3 separate regions of the Homo sapiens genome follow, and all the other regions are linked to region 3. The links are chromatin loops, found by intact Hi-C in ENCODE. Cell type or tissue: mammary epithelial cell. All regions are shown on one strand.

Region 1 (2,500 bases), 78 kb before region 3:
AAAAAGCTGCAACACCCTCTCCCAGTCCCACTGCCTTCCGAACGCCTCAGTGCCCTGCAGTGTGGATCTGTGGCTGCCTTCCCTCTGTGGGGAGCCCTGTGACCCTTTCCTTCAGCCTGGACTGAAAACGGCCTAAGCACTGAGCAGGCAGGTCATATCCGAGCACCCAGGAGCAAGGGTCTCTGGGAAAGGGCTGGAATCCGCCATGCGGCTCCCGTGCTGGGGACCTGGGCAGCTTTCAGCCTCTCTCTAGACCTGTTCTCCACCTAGACGCCAGAAGGGGCTTGGTGGATAACGCTAAAGTGCTTTACGGCTGACAGGCTGGCCCCGCGGCTTTAGCACCTGGTGCTGCTCTGGGAACTAGACAGGGGTTCTGTCCCCCAAGACTCTCCAAATGCCCCCTCCTCAGGGACCCACAGCACTGATCACCAGAGGGTGGCCCAGGGAAAATGACCAGGTCCAACATGGGGATAGTCTGGTGACAGTCTGGCCTCTGTCCCTAAATTACGGGGTGGTGCCAGAAACACCTTGCCTCAGGTTGTCCATCTGTACAACGGAGGTTTGGCCAAAATGGTGGGACTCGTGGGAGTAGGCAGCAGGGCAGGGCCACAGGCCAGGAGACACTGGGCTCCCCCAGCCTCGGGGTTGTGGAGGAAGTGCTAGACACATCACTCCTCTCCTAAGGCTGGTTTCCGAACTCAGGAGCCGGGAAAACACAGCCCGCCAGGGAGGCAGGCTGAGGCTGCAGATGGGGTCTGGGCCTCCAGACCCGAAATCCCCCACTGAAGCCATTCCCAGGAGGAGGGGCCTCACTGGGGCCTCAAGGCAGCATCAGCATTTCCGGTGACAGGCACAGCAATTTATCAGCTCACTGGCTCTCTACTGAGAACAAGGCAAGCCGGGGCCTGCCGAGGGTATGACAGGCAGGGAGTGATGGGCCCGGCCCAGGGCAGGAGGGAGACAGAAATGGGCAGGAAGAGGAGGCTGTCCCCAGCAGCACTTCTGAGAGGAGGAGCACCTTTCGGGGACACTCTGGACGGCACCCCCAAGCACAGCCCCACCCTGCCACTTGGAGACGGACCCCTCACTGTCCTGGGGGCTTCCAGGGCAGGGCCAGGGTGGAGGGACGGCATTCACATTTGGCCTTCAAGACTACTTTCGGGTAATATTTTCCATTTAGTGTGAGGTCAGGGCTTTACAGATGGGAAGCCTGAGGTCAAGGTCGCAGAGCCGAGCCTCCCAGCCCTGGGCTTTTTGCCCTGCACCGCACTGCCTGCTCACAGTACACCGGGGGCGTTTATTGAAGGAGGAGGGATCCTGGCAGCCTCATGCCAGCTCCGATGCCCAAGCCAAGCCAGTGCTGCCCCCAGCACCCCCATACCTACCCTTCCACAGAGCTGGCGCCTGCCTCAGCAGCCCACATGCCAGGACTGGTCTCAGAACAGGCTCAGCTGAGGGCTGGGCGTGGAGCCGTGGAGCTGGAAGACCAGTTCCTCTGCTTTCCCCCCCTGGCAAAACCCGGGCCAGGCCAGGCAGGGCAAGGTTTCATCCAGGCAGGCGATGAGCAAAGCAACCCAACCCAGGCCCTGCAGCCTCAGTGCCTAGTTCTGCTCCGAGAGCCAAACAAGGGATCTGTCTCCCAAGACTCGCCAAACACCCCCCACTTAGGGACCCACAAGGACACTCGATCACACTGACTTGGTATCATCACCCTCAGCTTCCCAAGGGGAGTCATGGCTTAGGCAGGATGCCAGAGATATCCTAAATCAAGGTGACCGTGGGGCAACTGGCACCCTATGGGGACAGAGGGGGCAGCCAAGCCTCCAAAGCACTGTCCCTCCCCCAGCCCTGTCTGCCCTAAAGAGCCCACCAAGGTCAGAATCTCAGCCAAGATTTCCCCAGTCGGCCCTTACTGAGAAGCCCAGCCCTGTCAGTCCCCACCAGGTCCCCTGGAATGGGTAGCCACCGGACCTGGGGACCGGGGCACCTCTGCCAGATGGACTTCTAGGGACATCCTCCCCCTTGTACTTGCTAAATAAAGTGTCCTCAAGTTTCACAGAGGCAGAAACTGCACTTTTGACACACCTGCAGCCGGCCAGGGCTCCAGCTGTGTGTGAAGGTGGGGGAGGGGAACAAGCTCCAACTTTATTACCAAAATCTCTCCTATCAGTGTCCCTGTCATTGCACAATATCCCTTTGAAAACAAGTCCTCTGGGAAGGCTAAAGGGTACCAGCACTCACACTACAGCATAAATCACTTCCAGGTGGGGAGGGGCTAACTCTGGAACTAGGCCACTGCGGGTAGGTGGGAGCTCTGGGAGAGGGAACAGGATTACAACAGAGAGGCTGGAAGATGTCAAGGGCAAAGTTTTTAACCTTTGTCAAAATGTGGATGCCAACAATGCCATACCCAGGAAAGGAGGAAGAAATTCTCTTTGCTCTTCCTGGAGTCACAGATGTACACGGTTTCTCCTCCCACGTACAGAACAATGGGCTAGCC
Region 2 (2,500 bases), 66 kb before region 3:
GGGGGCCCGGCCGCCGCGGTGGCCGGGGCGAGGAGGGTGGGAACGGGCGACCCCGGGCGCCGCTGTGGGCTGGCGGGCTCCGACAGATGTGGAGACGTTTTACATAATTGAGCGCGGGGCCCCGGCCCCCCACCCTCCCCAGCGCGGGACCGGTGCGGCACCCACCGACAGCGGAGGAAATTGGGGCTGGAGCCCTGGTCTCGGGGCTCACCGTCCCGGGACCCGCTGGGCTAGCGCGGGAAGAAGGGAAGTCTTCGCTCCCCCTCCCCCTCCACGTGCACCCGCCGGCATCCGCGGGTGACCAGTCCCGGCTTCCCGCCGCCTCCCCGCCTGGCCGCCGGCCGCACTCACCGGCAGGGCCGGCTGCAGGCTCAGCGCCAGCGCGCACAGCCAGAGCCAGAGCGCCGCGCGCCTCATGCTGCCCGGACCGGCGGCGGGAGAGCGGCAGGCTGCGCGGGTCGCGGCTGCGGGCCGGCTTCGCGGGTTCCGCTGCTCGATGCTCTCTTGGGCGCCTGCCCAGCGCGCCGCTGTCCCAGGCGAGGGCTGCAGGGTCCGCCGGCTGGAGTCCGCTCTCTACTGCCGGATTCCTCTCCGCTCGGCTCGGATTCGGCCCGCACCTCTCCCGCCGAGCTCCGCCTTATAATAAACCCACAGGCCCTTCCTTAGCCGTTGCAAAAACTGGCCCCCCACCCCCAGCTCCGCCAGGTCTCCCGGCCAGCCCCAGTCCACACCCCCCAGGACCCCGCCCCCCAGCCACCCCTCCCGGCCCCTTCGGAACGCCCCACCCCCGGCCCGCTCCTAAGGTTCTTGCCTGCTTGGCTCCCGCTCCTCCGGTGGCCGAACGTCGCTTTCGGGAGCTGTGGTCCCCGCAAGCCGCGGTTCCCGGCCTTTCAGCTCGGCTGCTCCCTGGGTGGTGGGGCCGAGGCGCACCCCCTTCTGCCCGGGCCCGGAGTGCGGAGGCGCAGCCCGGGAGAGGGGCTGAAGGGGGGCAGGCAGTCCTCGGGCGCGAGTGTGCAGCGCCCTCTGGGCGTGGACGCGGAGCGCGCTCCAGGTGCGCAGGACTCCTAGCTCTCTTGGGGAACGCTTTCTGGGGCAGGGCGGGGACCCGGGGGCGATGGGGCCTTCAACCGACGGGCAAACACACACAGACACACCCCGGCTGTCCTCCAGCTGCGATGCGGCTCGCTGCGCCCCGCCGGCCCAGATTCTCCCGTACGCTCGCGTTCTTCCTGCACTCCACAAAGTGCTGGAGACTTGGGGCCTTAGTTTAAACAGCTGCACCCGCACGGAAGGGCTGCAAGAAAAAGGGGGACGGGGGCGGAGTTCGCAGCGTTTTTCTGTGGAAGACAACGCCCTCTCTCTTCATCTGAGCTAAAAGGAAAAATAAGTAACTTCTTTGTTCCCCGGTGACCTCGGGCACGCGGATCTGAGGAGCACCGTGCAGTTGCTGCTCCTTCGAGATCCCCTGCGAGGCCCTGGGCCTCAGTTCAAAAAGCTGTGGAAGGCCTGCGGGTGTAGGGGAAACGGCCGAGAGAGCAAAGGGGAAGAACCGGACGGGCCCTGCCCACATCTGGCAGGCAGGAGAGATGGTGCCAAACGACCTTCGCACCTGGGCCCTGAGACCAAAGATGGCGTCGTCCTCCCCTGTCTTCCCTAGGCGGAAGGCAAGAACTTGGGTCGGCCTGAGCTGGGGACCAAGAAAATATCGGGAAGTGTCCAGTGTTCCTCTTTAAAAGAATTAAACCTTCCTGGGCCACGCAGGGACTGACCGTGGGACCCTGGACTCTCCTCCACCTTCCACCGTGGAGCAGGCTCTGGAGCCGAGCAGCCTCCTGCGTCCCCATCTCATCCCCCCACTCCTCCTCACAGCACTAAAAGATGATGGCCTGCTTGTACCCCTGCTCCTGAGCACCTGTTTGACCTCAAAGAGCTCTCGCTTTTGGGGTGTCCGTCTCCCCAAGTCTGTCTAGGGGGCAGGAAGACCTTCATCAGGGTTCTTGGGGGCCGATGTGGGCTCGCTGAGTGCCTGAGTGATGGATGGTCTCACAGCACGGCACCACGGAGGTCCAGCCGAGCTCGAGGAGTCCCTGTGGATTAAAAATGCCCTTTTCGAAGGTTCTACCTCTACCAGAGGGTGGCTCCACAGATCCCTTCAACCCAGTATGGTGGAAAAATAGGAATTTTGGAATCTTACCTTTCTCTACTGCTCACAACAGAGGAAACTGGGGTCAGGGAGGATTTGATGGAGTCTTTTCATTTTTTAAAAGTCACTCACGGCCAAGCGCGATGGCTCACGCCTGTAACCCCAGCACTTTGGGAGGCCGAGGCGGGCAGATCACCTGAGGTCAGGAGTTCTCGACCAGCCTGGCTAACACGGTGAATCCCCATCTCTACTAAAAATACAAAAATTAGCCGGATATGGTGGCAGGTGCCTATAATCCCAGCTACTCGGGAGGCTGAGGCAGGGAGAATCGCCTCGACCTCTCGGGTTCAAACAATT
Region 3 (2,500 bases):
CCATTATTATTAGTGATCATTTCACAAAAAAGTACTTTGTTGCCCTTTCCCAAAAGTTGTACAGTAGCAATGGGTAGAAATTTTATACTGTAATTTTTTATACTAGGCTTTCAAAGACACATTATCGACACTGTTGCTATTAAGTTATAAATAATAGTTTTAAACGCTATAAATGGGCTAAACAAGATTAAACAGGGTTCAAAGTAAGAAACATTAGCGGCAAACTTCTGCTATTAACTAAAAGATTATTCTTATAAAGCAGGAGTGGCAAATAGATTGTCTTGCATACCAACTCTCAATAACTGTTTTACTTCTTGAAGCAATATATTAAAAATTCTGGGTTAGGATTAGATAGATGCTATAAAAAAATGGCTGTGTTGAGAATTCTGATACATATTTACCATTCCTGTCGTTGAGTCTCAATTTACCATTCCTGTCGTTGAGTCTCACAATCAATACTGATTTCAATTATTAGCATCTGAGTTCTAAATATTTTGTTACAAGGTAGGCAAGATTTTAAATACAGTTTGATTTTTTTCACTCTTCAGTGTGAGTACCTACACTTAACATCTGAAATCTATTCAAATTTCCACAAATGACCAATTGTATACCTGGCATGCCAGTAGCAAGACCCTGACCAAAAGCCAATGTTGGATTTGCTGCTGCAGCTGCCGCAAGTGATTCTGCTTGCTGCCCTTGCTGACCCTGATTGGGAGTAAGAGGACGCTGACCTGCTCCAGCACGGAGAACCTACAAAGGTAAAATGATTTTCTTAAAATCAATATAAAATAATAGATAAGTAAATTTATCTTGGACAACTGTGTATTTATTACAAACAGCCTTTGGATATTTTTTAAACATTTACATGCAAGGAAATGTAGATTTAGCATGAAAAATCACAAAATACATTAACATCAAAAACACAATCACTAGCTCTTAACAGCTAGAACAATCTATAAAGCAACATGGAGGTTACAGAAAATCTTTGGTTAAAAACTATTTCTAATATCTGTGCTCTTTAACAAAGTAGTTTAAAAAATAATAATAATAATAATGAGCTTTTATTATTCTCAACAACAGAGAAGACTCCAGCCTGACATCTGCTGGAACTGAGTCCACACTGTGGAAGGCACAAGCTGTGGCAGGGCCTGGAAGACATGCCTTAGAGATTCCCTCAGTCCTGCCACCTTGTGGAAGACATTTCAAAAGAATGAATGGTAAACTCATGTGACCAGCAGGGAGGACAACATCGAAGAAACTTTCCTGCCTAAAGTCAGCCTCTGTCCAGAGCTAGTACATGGAAGGAGATACTTCTCCTGGGGTCACATCTTCACTGGAAGGCAGGTGGGAGCTCACTGCTGTGACCCACATATCCTCCTCGCTCGGCGTCTCTATTCTGGTACTTTATCCGACCGACTGCATATTCCTCTGTTCCTTGGCTACAGTGTTTAATTCTTGAGAAGAGAATGTTGAACAAGTCAAGTCCTCGTCACCCTTAGTCAGAACTCTCATTTGACTTGGAAGATTTGTACTTCCATTTTTTCTTCTTTTTCTTTTCTTTCTTCCTTTTCTTTCCTCTTCTTTTTCTTGTGTTTCTCTTTACTTCAGAGGAACTGGAGCTGCTCCCATCTTCATCCAAGATAGAATCCTCCAATAACTGTTTTAACTGCTGTATCCTTACATCCTTTTCATGTCTTTTATTGCCTCACATGCTGCCATATATGGGATCTTCATGTGCTACTCTGAACTGCTCTTTCAGTTACCTTTGATAAAGAAAGGGCATTGTTTGTCGCCCATTTGGTGACCATACCGTTTGCAACGCCAACCCAAGCATCCTTTAATCTTGTTGCTTTAGGAATGAATTTTCCATCACCAAGAAATTATGAAGCAATCCAATGAAAAGTAAGTGCTTAACTTTGACTTCTTTCTCCAGTGGCATCCAAAGTCCTTTAGTTGGTGTGTGAGCCAGAAATTCCCTGGCATGTTCATTGCCTGGTACATCTGGTATGCAGTCTTCTGGCTTAGTGTCATCTTCCTTGATAAGCCCAGGAGGAGGTTTTTTCATAAAAGGACTCCAGGTGCATGAGCTGCATCATGCTGCTTTTGCTCCCGGCGCCACTGCCCTGCAACTTGCCCGGGAGGTGGCCAAAATCCTGGCCTCCGCTACTTGATCCCCGCCTCCCTGTGGCTGGCCCCACGTCAGTGCACGGAGCCCCAGAGCTTAGCGCCGTCAGGCCCATGGCTGACAGTTGGTAGTTTTTTTTTTTTTTTTCCCCAAAGATTTGTTTGGGAGTAGGAGGAATGGCAAAATCTTAAGACTTTAAAATTAGATTTTTTTCTGAGACGAAGTCTCGCTCTATCACACAGGCTGGAGTGCAATGGCATGATCTCAGCTCACTGCAACCTCTACCTCCTGGATTCAAGTGCTTCTCCCACCTCAGCCTCCCCAGTAGCTAGGACAACAGGCGCACGCCACCACGCTTGGCTAAGTTTTTGTATT

Evidence for each region. A loop is a pair of places that touch in the nucleus more often than their neighbours do. Peaks named below come from ENCODE experiments on the same cell type or tissue, not always from the same donor. Only the 100,000 strongest peaks of a DNase experiment are listed, where the experiment ranks them.
Region 1: a loop joins it to region 3, with 8 times the contacts of the local background. A loop is called at or near these places in 4 of 110 quality-filtered maps.
Region 2: a loop joins it to region 3, with 6 times the contacts of the local background. A loop is called at or near these places in 5 of 110 quality-filtered maps.

Annotation. Positions count from the first base shown.
Region 1 is chr2:20,211,772-20,214,271 of GRCh38, forward strand. The region is part of intron 1 of SDC1 (syndecan 1); the gene reads right to left. LOC124905978 (a long non-coding RNA gene) reads left to right here. Exons shown (of 2, transcript XR_007086241.1): 2 at 1-2,056. Among named protein-coding and RNA genes, the nearest start is that of SDC1, 12 kb to the right of the region's middle. RefSeq lists enhancers at 846-1,025, 1,286-1,345, 1,816-1,905 and a silencer at 2,377-2,500. In mammary epithelial cell, no CTCF peak of the experiment used is centred here; DNase peaks (open chromatin) are centred at 890 and 1,480; H3K4me3 peaks cover 209 bases; H3K27ac peaks cover 2,500 bases.
Region 2 is chr2:20,224,451-20,226,950 of GRCh38, forward strand. SDC1 (syndecan 1) reads right to left here and starts at 680. Exons shown (of 5, transcript NM_002997.5): 1 at 352-680. The coding sequence starts at 417. RefSeq lists silencers at 1-116, 137-196, 237-656, 717-1,096 and enhancers at 648-1,327, 1,328-2,007. In mammary epithelial cell, CTCF peaks have their summits at 1,027 and 2,111 (motif pointing right); DNase peaks (open chromatin) are centred at 721 and 1,031; H3K4me3 peaks cover 1,573 bases; H3K27ac peaks cover 1,934 bases.
Region 3 is chr2:20,290,041-20,292,540 of GRCh38, forward strand. It overlaps PUM2 (pumilio RNA binding family member 2), which reads right to left. Exons shown (of 21, transcript NM_015317.5): 10 at 612-750. It also overlaps the pseudogene LOC100421404. Among named protein-coding and RNA genes, the nearest start is that of PUM2, 60 kb to the right of the region's middle. In mammary epithelial cell, a CTCF peak has its summit at 1,151 (motif pointing left); a DNase peak (open chromatin) is centred at 1,171; H3K27ac peaks cover 483 bases.